Regions from separate parts of the Homo sapiens genome. Here region 1 is linked to region 2. The links are chromatin loops, found by intact Hi-C in ENCODE. Cell type or tissue: CD4-positive, alpha-beta T cell. All regions are shown on one strand.

The links. Hi-C counts contacts between places; a loop is a spot of excess contacts. Peaks named below come from ENCODE experiments on the same cell type or tissue, not always from the same donor. Only the 100,000 strongest peaks of a DNase experiment are listed, where the experiment ranks them.
Region 1: a loop joins it to region 2, with 3.0 times the contacts of the local background. A loop is called at or near these places in 5 of 110 quality-filtered maps.

What each region holds. Positions count from the first base shown.
Region 1 is chr6:107,111,025-107,119,024 of GRCh38, forward strand. BEND3 (BEN domain containing 3) reads right to left here and starts at 4,491. Exons shown (of 4, transcript NM_001367314.1): 1 at 4,066-4,491. RefSeq lists silencers at 3,205-4,114, 4,245-4,294, 4,335-4,384 and enhancers at 4,977-5,740, 5,741-6,506. In CD4-positive, alpha-beta T cell, a CTCF peak has its summit at 3,366 (motif pointing left); DNase peaks (open chromatin) are centred at 3,397, 4,277, 4,987 and 5,737; H3K4me3 peaks cover 2,197 bases.
Region 2 is chr6:107,954,840-107,962,839 of GRCh38, forward strand. It overlaps SEC63 (SEC63 protein translocation regulator), which reads right to left and starts at 3,369. Exons shown (of 21, transcript NM_007214.5): 1 at 3,047-3,369. The coding sequence starts at 3,170. RefSeq lists enhancers at 2,808-3,409, 4,012-4,612 and a silencer at 3,032-3,571. In CD4-positive, alpha-beta T cell, no CTCF peak of the experiment used is centred here; DNase peaks (open chromatin) are centred at 2,532 and 3,412; H3K4me3 peaks cover 2,365 bases; H3K27ac peaks cover 1,290 bases.

The DNA.
Region 1 (8,000 bases), 840 kb before region 2:
TGTGGTGGCGCATACTTGTAGGCCCAGCTACTTGAGAGGCTGAGGTGGGAGGATCGCTTGAGCCCGGGAGTCAGTGGTTGCAATGGGCCTAGACTGTGCCACTGCACTCCAGGTTGGGTGAAAGAGAAAGACCCTGTCTCAAAAATTCCCAGAGTAAAATTGACTCTCTAGGAGTGTATCATTCTATGAAAGATAACACATGTAGGCTAGGCGTGGTGGCTCACGCCTGTAATCTCAGCACTTCGGGAGGCCGAGGTGGGCAGATCACCTAAGGTCAGGAGTTTGAGACCAGCCTGGCCAACATGGTGAAACCCCGTCTCTACTAAAAATACAAAAATTAGCCGGGTATGGTAGTGCATGCCTGTGATCCCAGTTACTCGGGAGGGTGAGGCAGGAGAATCACTTGAACCCAGGAGGCGTAGGATGCACTGAGCCGAGATTGTGCCACTGCATTCTAGCCTGGGTGACAGAGTGAGACTGCATCTCAGAAAAAAAAAAAGAGAGAGATAACACATACACATCCCTATAAACACCCCTAAAAAGATACAGAATAGGTTTCCCATTCCAAAGAGTAATTCTACAATTAATTCCCCAAGCTTACCTTAGCCAATGATGGGAACAATACAATTAGGTTAGCAACCAAAACCTATCACTTAACACCAAAATTAAGCACCAGGCCAGGCGCGATGGCTTACACCTGTAATCCTAACACTTTGGGAGGCTGAGGCCGGTGGATCACTTGAGGTCAGGAGTTCAAGACCAACCTGGCCAATAAGGTGAAACCCCATCTCTACTAAAAATACAAAAATTAGATGGGTGTGGTGCCACGCACCTGTAATCCCAGTTACTTGGGAGGCTGAGGCAGGAGAATCACTTGAACCCAGGAGATGGATGTTGCAGTGGGCCGAGATCGCGCCACTGCACTCCAGCCTGGGCACCAGAGTGAGACTCCGTTTCAAAAAAAAAAAAAAAAAAAAAAAAATTAAGCACCAGGAAAAAAACACTACATCCCAGCCTCCCATATACAAACACCAAATCATTTTTGCTGGTTGGCTAGCGACCTTCATACTCTATGCTTCTACATTATACAATTTGAGGTCTTTAAACTTTTCATCATGGTGTCAATACAATTCATATAAACATGCTGTTTTCCTTCTCATTGTTTCCAGGGACTTTCTAGGCAGCGCTAAAAAGTAGCAGGTGAGACATTAATATAGGATATTACATTTTCACCTAATCAAACCTGTGTCAGGGCTCACTCCAATTTTTCTCTTTGTAATTATTGGACATTCTGCTATGCTTCTGCTCACACAGGGGTGCTTAGGAGCCAAGAAAGAACCCACAGGGAGAGGATGTAAAGAAAATGTGTCAATATGGCACCTGTTAATAGATTGTTGGGATGCTGACTGTCTCATCTGCCAGTTCCTAACCAGCCTATCGTCTTGCTGGGCATGGAGAAGGTAGGCGGAATCACATAAAACTTTCCCATTATATTAGTTCTTCAGCAAGAAGATGGCATCTCTGGTATCAACAACAACAAAAAAAAACGCTGGGCGTGGTGGTACACGTCTGTAATCCCAGCACTTTGGGAGGCCGAAGCTGGCGAATGACCTGAGGTCGGGAGTTCGAGACCAGCCTGACCAACATGCAGAAATCCCCTCTCTACTAAAAATACAAAACTAGCCGGGCATGGTGGCGCGCGCCTATAATCCCAGTTACTTGGGAGGCTGAGGCAGGAGAATCACTTGAACCCAGGAGGCAGAGGTTGCGGTGAGCCAAGATCAGACCATTGCAATCCAGCCTGGGCAACAAGAGCAAAACTCTGTCTCAAGAAAAAAAAAAAAAAAAGAAAGGCTGGGCGCGGTGGCTCACGCCTGTAATCCCAACATTTTGGGAGGCCAAGGTGAGCGGATCATGAGGTCAGGAGATTGAGACCATCCTGGCTAACACGGTGAAAGCCCGTCTCTATTAAAAATACAAAAAATTAGCCGGGAGTGGTGGCACGCGCCTGTAGTCCCAGCTACTCGGGAGGCTGTGGCAGGAAAATCCCTTGAACCTGGGAGGCGGAAGTTGCAGCGAGAAGAGATCACGCCACTGCACTACAGCCTGGTGATAGAGCGAGACTCTGTCTAAAAAAAAAAAGCACGGTGGCTCATGCCTGTGATCCCAACACTTTGGGAGGCCAGGCAGGCAGATCACCTGAGGTCCGGAAACCAGCCTGGGCAACATGGTGAAACTCCGTCTCTACTACAAATACAAACATTAGCAAGGCATGGTGGCACATGGACTGTAATCCCAGCTACTCCGTGAGGCTGAGGCAGGAAAATCGCTTGAACCCGGGAGGCAGACGTTGCAGTGAGCAGAGATCAAGCCACTGCACTCCAGCCCGGGTGACAGAGCGAGACTCCGTCTCAAAAAAAAAAAAAAAACAAAAAAAAAACTCATGTTCCATGACAGGAGGTTGATGTGACAGATTTCAAGGGCCACACAGACACCAGCTAACCCAGCAGCAGCAACTGGCGCTCTGGCTCCATCTTTCCTCTAGAATCCAAGAGGCTCTCTCCATTCATTTAGGAAATACGCACTGAACGCCTACTAAGTTATGAGACACCGGGTTAGAGGCTGGGGATGTGAAACTGTGAGGGAGATAAAAAATCTTGCCCAAGTCCCAGTACCGAGGAAAGCTTGACAGGCTCTTGTATGGTAGTATAAAGCCAATATCTAGGGATGAATGGTTTAAAAAAAAAAGAGAGAAAAACGGACTGCAAGGGTGGAAGTGGGGAGCGGGTAACAAGAGAAAGTCCTCCATCCCAGCCGTTTATATACCTGGCTACCTGAAGGACTCAGTTCCTTACCTCAGTTTCCTGCAACCGTAGCTTTCTGGCACTATGCCACGCTGCCCTGTGGCATGTTTACTATTTGTATTCAACCATTCAAAAGTTACTTTAAGGAGATGAACTGCACATTTCCAACTCTAGTGAGTAACCTTGTTCCTCCCGGCACTCTTGTCGAGTTAGCGTTTACGTGCAGAATTCTTCCAGAAAGACCACCTGAGCAATCAATAAAACTTTTATCTCTGTAAAAACACCTTGTTTAAAATAGCTACATAGGGAGACGTAGGTAAACAAGCACACAAGGGCCTCCAAATCGGTGGTGCACAGCTCACGGATGAGGCAAGGGCAAAGCATGCGTGGGAAATCACGTTTATCATAGAGAAGGAAAGGAGCGCTCACGAGGAGCGGCGAGCGCCCCAGGCTTCAGCTTTGCGGCCGGCCGGCCAGGCCTCGCGCCAGCCCGGGTGCACACCCAAGGCGCCGGGCCCGCCTCCAGCTCCTGGGCAGCGGGAACCGCGAACCGCCGTGGAACGGCCGGGAAGGGAGCGCTGCGCCCCCTGGCGGCGGGGCCCATCCCTCTCCGCTCCCGGCCGCCGCCGCCGCGGGCCGGCCTCGCTCCATTTGCAGCCTCCGGAGGCTTCGTTCCTCCGAGCGGCTGCTCCCCCGGCCTCCCGCTCGCCGCCCGGCATCTCCCTCCAGTCCCCGCCCCCTGCTCCCGCTCCGACACCCCCTTCCACACGCCGAGCAGTGCCCCGCCAAAGCCCCGCCGAGCGCGAGCGCCAAGCCGCCGCGAGTACGGCAGAGCCTTCCGGCCGCCCCGGCCGCTCCATCGCGGCGCCCGGCGGGGGTGCGGGGCCGGCGCGCGGCGCGAGTGGGGCGGGCGGCGGCGGCGGCGCGGACGGTTCCACCGCGCGAACCCCCCGCCCCCGCGCGGCGCGCGTGCTCCCCAGAACGCCATGGAGCCGCCGCGTTCCGAGCGGGCACAAAGGGGCGCGCAGCACAATGGGCGCGGCGAGCCCGTGGGCGCCCGGCGCCCGCTCCGGTCGCTCGGCCCGCGCGGGGGTGGGCGCTACTACCGGCGGGCGCGCTCGGAGCAGCCCCCCTCCGCGTCCCCTCCCCTGCTCCCGCCCCCACCCCGGCATGGATGTTGCAGCCACTCTACCGGCCGCTCGCCCCGGAGCCGCCAACGCTGCCGCCGCCGCGCGGCCGGCTTGATCCGCCCCGCACTTACCTGGGACGCGAGTTCTGTACTTTGCCGGGCGGGCCCGCGCCGAGTTTGGGCGCCACGTGGGGGGGAGGGCGCGGGGCCGGGGAGTGGGGGCCGCGCGCGGAGGGCCTGGCCAGGGCGGCCCGGGGAGGCGCTGGGGGCGGCGGGCGGGCGAGCGCCGTGTATTTTCCCCTCTCTTTGTGTGTGTCCGTGCGCTGCGCTCTCGCGTGACGTGACGGGACTCCGTGTGTCATTTCCGCACAAGGACACAGGAGCCCCCGCTGCAGTGGAACCACAACCCCTCCGCCCCCACCCCCGGCCCGCCCCTCCCCCTCAGCGGGGCACACGCGGGACCGGCGGCGGCGGCGCTCGGGCGTGAACGGCCGCGGCGGGGAGCTCGGGCGCGCACTCCCGGGACCCAGGCGGCCCGGCGCGCTCGGCCAGCGCAGTGGCTCCACGTGGGCCCGCGCTGGCTGCCCGGGGCGGGGGCGGCGGCCGCGCACCCACGGCGCGCCGGGCAGGCGCCGCGAACAATGTCCCCTGTACCCCATGTGTCCTCCCACCGCGAGTTCGTCCTCGGAAACGTGGTTTCTCAGACCCGAGAGTTTGGCCCCAAACGGCTTTTTCTACTTTTTTGCCCCTTGCGGGACGGCGACTGTGCGGAGCTTGTCCCGCCTCGCGCCCACGCCTCTCCCGCATTTTTGGCCTTTGGGCCGCAGCCCAGGCCCCCGGGGCCGGTCTTCCCGCGCCGCCACCGGCACAAAGACCTTGGGGCGCGAGGGCCCGGGTGGCTCCTGCGGCCCCGCGGGGCGGCATGGAGTCCGGCGGGACCCGGGAGAGCGACCCTGGCGCTGGGAAAAGCTGGCTCTGGCCACTCCCCCTGCACGGTGGCCGCCCTCTGTTGTGAGCCTCAGAGCTAAAATCTGCTCTTGCAACCCGAAGTTCTGGGGTGTGAGGCTGCGGAGCGAGAGCTTCGGAAGCGCCCGCGCTCACAGACACACACCCCACAAACACAAACCCACGGGCTGTCTGCGCCGAGCGCCTAAAATAGAAAAACACGAGTCACCAACTCAATAAAGGCTGATTCTGTCTACTCCTAACTCTTGGACTGTAGATTCCCAGTTGATAAATACGAAATCTACCCCTCGGGTATTTTCTCAAGTCTCAGTGGCTGGGTAGGGGGAGGGGGAGGTGCTGGGTGAGAGTCAGGGAAGCCCAATTCAACAGTTTAGCCACGTTTGTATTTTAGGCAAACAATGAGAATGTAAATTTAAGAAAAATCCTTTAATTTGCCGATCAAAGAAAGTATAAAAAGAAAAATGCAAATGATCCCATCTGCTGCTCACAGCTGACTGGCTGCAAGGGAGGACCATGTGGCACGGCCCTGCGCGGTCAGTGAATAGGTAGAATAGATTTTTAAAAGAAGGCATATGTTGGCTCCTTGCTGCCCAGTCGCGGCGAGGGTTTGAATTAACGTATAGTTTGGGTTTACCGTACCCTCCTTCAGACCACTCCAATTGGGAATTTAGTAATTATGCAAGTTCCCCCCCTTCGGGCTTGAAATCAAAAGGCACAGGGTTAAGTTTGAGGAACTACGTGGAACATTCTCGAGCTGTATTTGGATTACTGGTTTAGTGAAGTCAGTACTAATTGCTATGCAAAATTAAGCAAGCAGCCTGAAGAACCAAGCCCTGCATCCAGGGGGTGCTTTTATAGAAGAATCTATACGTGCTCAGTGTCATTGAAAACAGGATGATGAAAAGAATGGGGCCGAGATAGCAGCCCTTCAAATTCAAAAGACTTAGGTCGCCCTATCTACATTTAAAATAGGGCGGAGGGAGGAAGGGAGGAGGACTGCTTGGGGGAGAATGGTTAATTTATACATTCGCAGAAGACTGAGGGGAGGCACTTCGATTTCTGCAGAGAACTTGACTTTTACACTTGCACATTAAATAACACGTACGACACAGTACATCGCTTGACTTAGTTAACAGATACACCAGTTTTATTCTCACCTTCAATTTAATGTGACAGTTATAATTAGAATTTTTAAAGTAGAAGTTGCATTTCATTAGTTCAGTTTTCTAGGATTTCCCAGTAGAAGAGTTAGGAATAGTTAAGTAGCACTTAAGCACATTTTGCATTTAAATCACTTTGCTGTGGTGCTTTAAGAATGTAAAACGACCTTGTTAAATTTTTGGAAAGAGGACTAGATGAAACGTGTGTAGTGAGGGGATATATATTTAACCAATCTTTCACAGTGACAACTCAGGTTTTTAAGGAGAAATTAAATAATAAGACAATAGAGATAGAAATTAACATTTCTCTGTTCATATTGCTTGAAACAAAAGATTTCTGTCAAATACAATAATTGAACTGATATAGCTGACTTTTCAAAACAACTTTCAGGAAACTCAAACGGACCTTGAATATTATTGTAAAAGTATGTATCTTATATTTGCATAAATGGATCTATCTACTTAACAAAGTAAGTGGCTTGTTTCAAATAAGTTATTAATAGAAATAGAAGTCATTGCTATCCAAGAAAGGAAATCACCTTCCTTCAAATGGTTTTCTATGTGGTTTTCTTTTTTATATGGAGAAGGAAAATAACGCATAAAGGTGAAAAATGTATTGGAATAGTTGTATATAATTTTGGAAACTTCAAGACATAATAGTTTTGAAAGTGCAGTAACAGTTCATGGTTCATACGGATGTGTGTGTAAAGACCCGGAAAAATAACAACCTGGTTTTTAGAGGTCTGCTCAATTTGAAATTGCTTAATAAAAAATGCATTTTTCAAGATTTCAAATTAGAGCTGCTGCCATCGATCTAGTCAACTCATTTTCATTTGTACCTGAGTAAAATGTAGCAGGGGGAAAACTGGCTACTTGACCATATAAAACACTGAGACACTAAATGTAAAAACTCAAATGGAAAATTGCGTTATATAAAATGGGATATAAAAGAAGATTGGGATATAAAATGTAAATATATATAATTAAGAGTGGCAGACAGACAGACATTAGGTTTCAGATAACTGTTACTCTAAAGGCTTTTATCATTGCTAAAATATATTTATAGTTGGCAAGACAATATTTAGTAGGACTTTTTTTCAGTAAAGACTTAAAACAACGCAACAGATTTCACTGTTACTTGTGAGACATTTCCACTTTATTTCTTGCCTGCTGGATGTATAATTTCGCCAAGTCTTCAACTTCAAACAGAAGTAGCTGGCAGATCCAGATTCTGTGAATACTCACAACAGAAAAGTAAGAGGGTGAAAAACAGGGGCGTGAGAGGTAGTACTATATTAAATAGGACCTACAGAAAGACATGCCTCAATGGTTAACCCCTGTGTGCTGAAAAAATAAACAACTATCTTTTTTTTTTTTTTTTTTTTGAGACGGAGTCTCGCTCTGTCGCCCAGGCTGGAGTGCAGTGGCGCGATCTCAGCTCACTGCAACCTCCGACTCCCTGGTTCAAGCGATTCTCCTGCCTCAGCCTCCTGAGTAGCTGGAATTACAGGCATGTGCCACCACGCCCAGCTAATTTTTGTATTTTTAGTACAGACCGGGTTTCACCATCTTGGCCAGGATGGTCTCGATCTCCTAACCTTGTGATCCGACCGCCTCAGCCTCCCAAAGTGCTAGAATTATAGACGTGAGCCACCACGCCCGGCCAACAACTATCTTTATTGGAATGTGGAGCAGGTAAGTGATATACCATGACCCAACATGAAAAAAATGAGGTTTCAAATGAAAAGTTACAGACAATTTGTGCTGGACATTTTCCTTATGTGTAGGAGAACTATTTAATAATTTATAGCAGCTTGAGATTGTAAGCACCCAGTACAGCCATCAGGATCTGATTTTTGTTGAATATCTGGTTTGCACAATAGGATTCTGCAAAAAGAAACATGAGGGAGAGTGAAAACTGCTGCAGTCCCACTCTCAATT
Region 2 (8,000 bases):
ATTAGGGTAAATCCAAGAAAAAAGTCCAAGTGGTGCCCAACAATTTTCATAATGATTAGAATAGCATTTAAGTATTCACCTTAATTTTCATAACACAATTTTGAGCAAGAGCAAACAAATACATCAAAATATGCATATGGACTAAGGCAAGCCTGAAGCAGAGAGCCGGATGTAAAACGGGCAAACTGACACCCATAATAGTTCACCTAACTTTCTATCTAGCAGTATGGAAACCACACAGGGCTCTGAAGCTAAGCGACCAATGTTCTAATCCCAGTTCAACCATACAGGAAAATTACTTACATGCTCTACCCTCAGTTTCTTTACCTGTAAATGGAGATAATAATAGAACCTACCTCACTGCATTGCTGGAGTGTGGTGGCACGATCTCGGCTCATTGCAACCTCCAGCTCCCGGGTTCAAGCAATTCTCCCTGCCTCAGCCTCCCGGGTAGCTGGAATTACAGGCGTCCGCCACCACTCCCAGCTAACTTTTTGTATTTTTGTAGAGACGGGGTTTCACCATGTTGGCCAGGCTGGTCTTGAACTCCTGACTTTAGGTGATCCGCCCGCCTGGGCCTCCCAAAGTGAGCCACGGCAGGCGTGAGCCACCATGCCCGGCCAACCTCACTGCATTTTTAAGAAGATTAAATAAAGTAAAAGTTGAAGTCCATGATTTACAAATAGTATTAATTCCCTCCACCTAAACTACCACCACTTTTTCAAAGACACTTACATGCTGAAGGGGGTCAAGTATGACTTGTTGGCAGGGCGTGGTGGCTCATGCCTGTAGTCCCAGCACTTTGGGAGCCCGAGGAGGGCAGATCACTTGGTGTCAGGAGTTGGAGACCAGCCTGGTCAACATGGTGAAACCCCATCTTTACTAAAAACACGAAAATAAGCCAAGCCTGGTGGTGCACGCCTGTAATCCCAGCTACTGGGGAAGCTGTGGCAGAACTGCTTGAACCCAGCAGGTGGAGGCTGCAATGAGTCAAGATCAAGCCACTGCACTCCATCCTGGGCAACAGAGTGAGACTCTGTCTCTAAATAAATAAATAAATAAATAAATAAATAAATAGTATGATTCTTCTATGAAATCAGGTGAATTTTATAATACGAAACTCACCATGAAAATATGACTTTCAAATTTCAAAAATCCATCCTGACACAGTGGCTCAAGTCTGTAAGGCCAGCTACTCGGGGGGCTGAAGCGGGAGGATGACTTGAAGCAAGTTCAAGACCAGCCTGGGTAAATGAGACTCTCCCCGCTTTAAAAAGAAAAAAAGAACAACTTTAAAAATCCAATGTAGATTAAAAAATGATGGCTAATTTCTGAAATCAGGGCAGTTTCTCAAAACACTTTTTTTTATACCTTTGTTCTGCCTGATCAAAACACATTCTGGCCAAACCCACCGACTACTCTCCCAATACCTTTTTGTTTTCTACACTACCAATTGCACACATAATGGCTGTTAGGTGAAAATAAACTACTGAAAAGTGTACCCTTTTAACTTGAAATACAACAACCACAAGAATGGCCTAGGTTTGCAGATAAGAAAAGCCATTACAGCATTAAGACTTCACTTATACACAATCACTGCCCAAAGAACCTACCCAATTTTTTTTCCTTTTTCAACATCGAGGAAGAACCTACACAATTTAAATGCACTTAGGAAATAAGGCACAACAGTCCAAGATCCAAATTTCATAAACTACCCATTGAGTAAAAAAAGTATTAAGACTAGTAACTTTGGACAGATTTTTGCATCTAATGGATTTTTAAACTTATTGTCAAACGTACAAAATGATGCAATCCTTTGTTACTATTTATCCTAAATTTATTTTAGTTCTATTCCAAGTCAAGAATGTTAGTTTCCTGCAGATCACATGGGGCGGGGGGGAAAAAGAATGTTACAGGACACTGAATCCATCTGAAAGTATAACAAGTTCTGAGCTGATTCAAGGCTTCACTGTTAACAACTTCTCCAAGTAGAGTATATAACCTGGACAACCTAGACCTCCAGCACACCCAATTGAAGAGAAGATATTTAAGCAAGTTAGCACAGCTCTTGTGCAATAGAAAGCTTTCCCTAAGTTGTTAATACTCAAAACCCACTCCTTACTGTTAACACTACCATAAATAACCCATTAGGCCCTCGCAGTTACATCAGCTTTAAGAATACCATCTGCCATATGTCCTAGTAGAGTGCAACAAATGGATGCAAACATTACCCAAACATCAAGTGAAATATGAAAAGAATCTGTTATTCTGTGCTTTAATTCGATGTTGTTTAATGTGAAAAGACTTAGAACCAAAAGTAAATCGACCCACTACCTCAAAATTCCCTACAAGATTAATTAAACGAGACTTAATCCTTCATACTTGCACTTTTTCCGTCACAAACAGGAAACTCCGAAGAAAAGGAAATAGAAAAAAGCCTATTTTTGCTAAGAGGAATAACGGCATTGCTTCCAACCCCCACAGTGAGTGAACAAATGAAAAAGCAACGGGAGGAAGTGACGGGGGTAGGCGGTGGAAAGCTCAATTGGAGTCCTAAGCATGCCACCCGGCTCAGAGATGCCCTAAAACATCTGTTAAGAGCAGCTGCAACAGGGAAACCGGAGTCGGGGGATGAGGGCCGCGAACTGGACGGACTGAGAGTTGTGCCCGCACGTTCAGTCTCTTCTTGGCCAACTCTTTGCTCACCTCCCAAGTCCCCATCCCGCTTCCTCCATAAAGAAAAATCCCCAATAAAAGCAAAGGCAGAGAAGACAAAGAGGCAGGAGGAGGCTGCAAGGAGCGTCCACAACAATGGAGAAGATGGAGCGAGCGAAACTCCTGAGGACAATGAAGGGAGGTGGAGAAGCGCCGAGGGAAACGCTGCTGACCCGGGCCCCGCCAGTGGCGGACGCTGGACACAGGCCGGGCCGCACCGTCCCTGTCATCCCGGACGCCGCGGGCTGGGGCCGGGCAAGCGGGCGCCGCAGGGCCTGGGGGCGCTGGCGGGGCCTGCGCGGGTTCGCGGGCAAAGGCCGGCGGGACTCACCGGCATTCTGATCTCGGGGCCAGAGGTAGTATGTCGCCGGGATCACGATGAGCCCCACGAAGGAGGTGAGGAAGTAGAAGAAGGTGTTCCCACTGTCATCGTACTGGAACTGCTGCCCGGCCATGGCACCCCCTCCTCCGCCTCGCTCTTCTCACCGCCGCCGCCACGACCACGCTCTGCACTCCCGCTCCCAACGCCCCGGCCCGAGTGGCGTAGCTTGGACACTGCCGCCGCCGCCTCTCCTCCCCGCCCCCACGCCACTCTCACGGACACGCCGCCGCCACCTCTGCCGCTGCCGCCGCCGTCGCCAGCTCTCGCGAGAGGAGATAGTTCCCGCCCCGCTCAGTTTTCCCTCCCCCTGCGTGTCCCCAGCGAGCTCGCTAAGGGAGACGTGGCGAGCGCAACGGTGGAACTCGGCGAGGTCTCGCCCTTAGCCCCGCCCTAACGTCAAAGCCCTCCCCCAACCCCTCCCCTAGGGTCCCGCCCCTAACCGCTCCGCCTTCCTCCACCGCTCAGTTTCCCAGCGCACCACGCCGGATTCCGGGCGTCGGCGTACAGGATCCCAGAGAAGGCTTCCCGCCGGAGCAGCGGTCGCGGGCGGTTCACCTGGCTGCGCAGGGGTCCCAGATATTCAGAGAAGAGCTGAGGCTCAGCCTGTCCTGCCCTCTGGATTAATTGCCCTGGTTGATCACGTTTCCTTGGGTTCTGGATCTGCTCCTCCAGCCCCCATATTTTGGAAACAAGTGTCATTTAGAATAGGGGGTGGGAGGCCGGGCACAGTGGCTCACGCCTGTAATCCCAGCACTTTGAGAGGCCGAGGCGGACGGATCATGAGATCAGGAGTTCGAGACCAGCCTGACCAACATGGTGAAACCCACTCTCTACTAAAAATACAAAAATTAGCCGGACGTGGTGGCGCGCGCCTCCATCTCAAAAAAAAAAAAAATTGGGGGATGGGGAGGTGTGGGTTGCGGGAGGTGTGGGTTGCAGTTGTGTTTTCAAAGCAATGTTTACTATCTGGCCGGGCGCAGTGGCTCATGCCTGTAATCCCAGTACTTTGGGAGACCGGGTGGATCATGAGGTCAGGAGTTCCAGACCAGCCTAACCAACATGGTGAAACCGCGTCTCTACTAAAAATACAAAAACTAGCCGGCTGTGGTGGCACGCGCCTGTAATCCCAGCTACTCAGGAGGCTGAGGCAGGAGAATCGCTTGAACCCGGGAGGCGGAGGTTGCAGTGAGACCGGATCGCTCTCCACTGGGCGACAGATTTGAATCTACGCTGTGCCCATCTTGCAGATGAAGATTTCCCCAAGCCGTTACAGATGGTTCCCTACCCATTCCAGAGCTGCTAATTATAACCACCAGCTTCAGGCGGTAGGCTGAGACCTTTATTGTTTTGTGTCATTTAGTCATCAGTAAACCCCATGGAATAAAGCAAAGTATGTCTGCTCTACAAATGAGAAAATTGAGGCCCAGAGAGACTGCCCAAGGTCCCTCACAGTAAAAGAATGTCTGAGGATTCAAACCCATATCATTTTGATGCCACAAAGCCAGTGTGCCCTTGACCCTCCATCGCCCAGGACCTTAAAATTTCCTGACAGTGACTGGCATTCTCCCTGCGGGTTGTGAACAGGAAACTGCATTTCAGGGATGGACGGTGGCGGGAGCAGTCGCTCTCGGGAGCCTCTCCTTCCCCTGGCTGTGGGACCCTAGAGGCTGGTGTCCGCTGAGCTGGAAACTGGACTTCTGCCCAGATCTTTGAACGACCCCACGGTCCAGCGGCAGCTGTGGCTGGGGTCTATCCCAGAGTCCATTGCCCCTCTCTGGGTTAAAAGGATAGCCCACCTGGTTGCAGAGATTGAAAGGACTAATTGTGAAAATGCTTTTCAAAGGAGAAAGTGTAATATGCAAATACCAAATATTACACTATATTTCAAGGACTCATTTTAATACTTTATACTCTGTTAACTAAATGCATTATAATATTCCTTCCATTGTTGGAGGAAAAATCTGGTTGCTCATTGTCTTTCATTTCATGTCTTCAAAACTAGTATCTTAATCAGTAATGCTTTCCTTCATAATAGATTGTGTTCATATGTATTCTCTCTTCCCTTCAAATTTCCTATCTACTCACTTTGAAAGGAAATTTCTGAAATTCATTTCTATGCATTTCCCTCCTCACTTTTTTTCTGCACAAAGTTCAAAACTATATTATAGGTGAAAAAATAAAACCAAGAAATGAAGGGAAGGTTGAACTATGAAATCAACATAGCATTGTGATCTCCCAACGCTGATATACCCAGAGTGAACAATTTGCCTTGCTACAGAAAATTAGTCACAGACTTGTTGCAGCTGAAGTGAGCAGGATCATGAAGTTCCTTTTGTTTGTTGAATATGTTATTAAGTCTTCCTCGGTTTTAATAATGTTGAACTGTTTTTTTATTACTCCTATTATGTTTTGCTGGGCATTTGTTTAAAGATAATACATCAGTTTTGTAACCTTGTAGCAATATAAGTTATTGATGATAAATACTCCCCTTCTTTCTTTCTGCAGGAATAATATTTTCACTGCAGCTTTGGGGTCATGCCTAAAAGTGGCTTGAACCAAATTGAAATAGCAATTTGAAAAAACCCCAGATCAATCTAAAATGTTATTTTTTTAACCAAAGCATGTTCAAGATTTGAAAATGTATCCTCTATTTTCAAAAGTATACATATAATTTATCCTAGAACTTAATATTACTGAACATAGATAACCTCAGACCACCCAAATATTCTCCAAAGCAAATCTTAATCATACCTTTAATTAATTTAATCGCAATTTCTGATTCACTTTTTTTTTTTTTTTTGAGACAGGGTCTCATTCTGTTGCCCAGGCTGCAGTGCAGTGGTGCATTCTTGGCTCACTGCAGCCTCTGCCTCCAGGTTCAAGTGATTCTCATGCCTCAGCCTCCCGAGTAGCTGGGACTACAGGCGTGCACCACCACACCCGGCTAAGTTTTGCATTTTTAGTAGAGACAGGGTTTCACCAAGTTGGCCAGGCTGGTCTCGAACTCCTGACCTCAGGTGATCCGCCCACCTCAGCCTCCCAAAGTGCTGGGATTACAGGCATTAGCCACCATGCCCAGCAGATATTTTTAACCTAATAAAATTGTTTCAAGAAATTATTTTAGTGAGATATTTAATAAAAGTAAATTAATATGGCTGGGTGCCATGGATCACATTGAAGACCAACCTGGCCAACATGGTGAAACCCTATCTCTACTAAAAATACAAAAATTAGCCGGGCATGGTGGTGGTGCCTGTAAGCCTAGCTACTCGGGAGGCTGAGGCAGGAGAATCACTTGAACCCAGGAGGCAGAGGTTGCAATGAGCCGAGATCATGCCACTGCACTCTAGCCTGGCCAACAGAGCAAGACTCCATCTCAAAAAAAAGAAAAATATGGAAGAAGCAAAGCTACAGACAAAACTTGTCTTTAGTCTAACAGCATATATTAAAAGGCATTTAGGCCTGTAATCCCAGGACTTTGGGAAGCCAAGGCAGGCAGATCACTTGAGGCCAGGAGTAAAAGACCAGCCTGACCAACATGGTGAAACCCGGTCTCTACTAAAAATACAAAAATTAGCTGGGTGTGGTGGCAGGCGCCTGTAATCCCAGCTACTCAGAAGGCTGAGACAGGAGAATCACTTGAACCCAGGAGGTGAAGGTTGCAGTGAGCTAAGATCGTGCCATTGCACTCCAGCCTGGGTGACACAGCAAGACCATGTCTCAAAAAAAAAAAAAAAAAAAAAGGCATTGGGCATTTTAGTATTTATGTCTGTAATTGAATATTTTAATCAATTTTGTTTTAATTGCTAGATAGACATTTTCCCTGTAGAAAGCCTGACTATTTTGGGGTTCCTTTTCATACTTTGCTTTTTCCTTAGAGTGAATCTTTCCTTCTTTGTAAGTCATCCTTTTTTTTTTAGACAGAGTATCCCTCTGTAGCCCAGGCTGGAGTGCAGTGGCGCAATCTTGGCTCACTGCAACCTCGCCTCCCCGGTTCAAGCAATTCTTCTGCCTCGGCCTCCCAAGTAGCTGGGACTACAAGCATGCACCACCACACGTGGCTAATTTTTTTTTTTTTTTTTTTTGAGACGGAGTTTTGCTCTTGTTGCCCAGGCTGGAGTGCAATGGCACGATCTTGGCTCACTGCAACCTCCACCTCCCGGGTTCAAGCAATTCTCCTGCCTCAGCCTCCCAAGTTGCTGGGATTACAGGTGCCTGCTACCACGCCCAGCTAGTTTTTTGTATTTTTAGCAGAGAAAGGGTTTCACCATGCTGGCCAGGCTGGTCTCGAACTCCTGACCTCAAGTGATCCATCCGCCTCAGCCTCCCAAAGTGCTTGGATTACAGGCACGAGCCATCACTCCTAGCCAGTTATCCTTATACTACATTTTTGACTTAAATTTATACATACCAAAGTATATTTCTGTAGCCATAATCAACATTATTTAATTATCTACTTGTGGAGTTAGCTGCAAAGAAACTGGAAGGAACCAAATTATGATTAAATAAGGGCACACAGTTACTTCCAGTCTTCTTCCCTTTCCCCCATGCTACAGTAGAACATAACCTTTACTGCCAAAGCCTAGAAAATTATCTTTAATGTTAAACCCGAGTTTTAATGTTATCTTTAATGTTATACCAGAGATTTTTTTCATTAAGAGGCTAAATCTCTTCTGATACAAAGTAACCAATCCTGCTTATGACAACAGTAACATCAACAAAGTAATGTTTGTACAACACTTATGATTTACAAAAATCTTCCAAAACATTATTCCAATTGAAATTTCAAATCATGACCCTATGTTGGAACTTTGACTAGGTAAAAGGTATTAAATCATTGCAATCCTTTTATTTCCTGACCCACTAAGGCCCTTCAGACCCAACAAAACCACAATCTCCTATC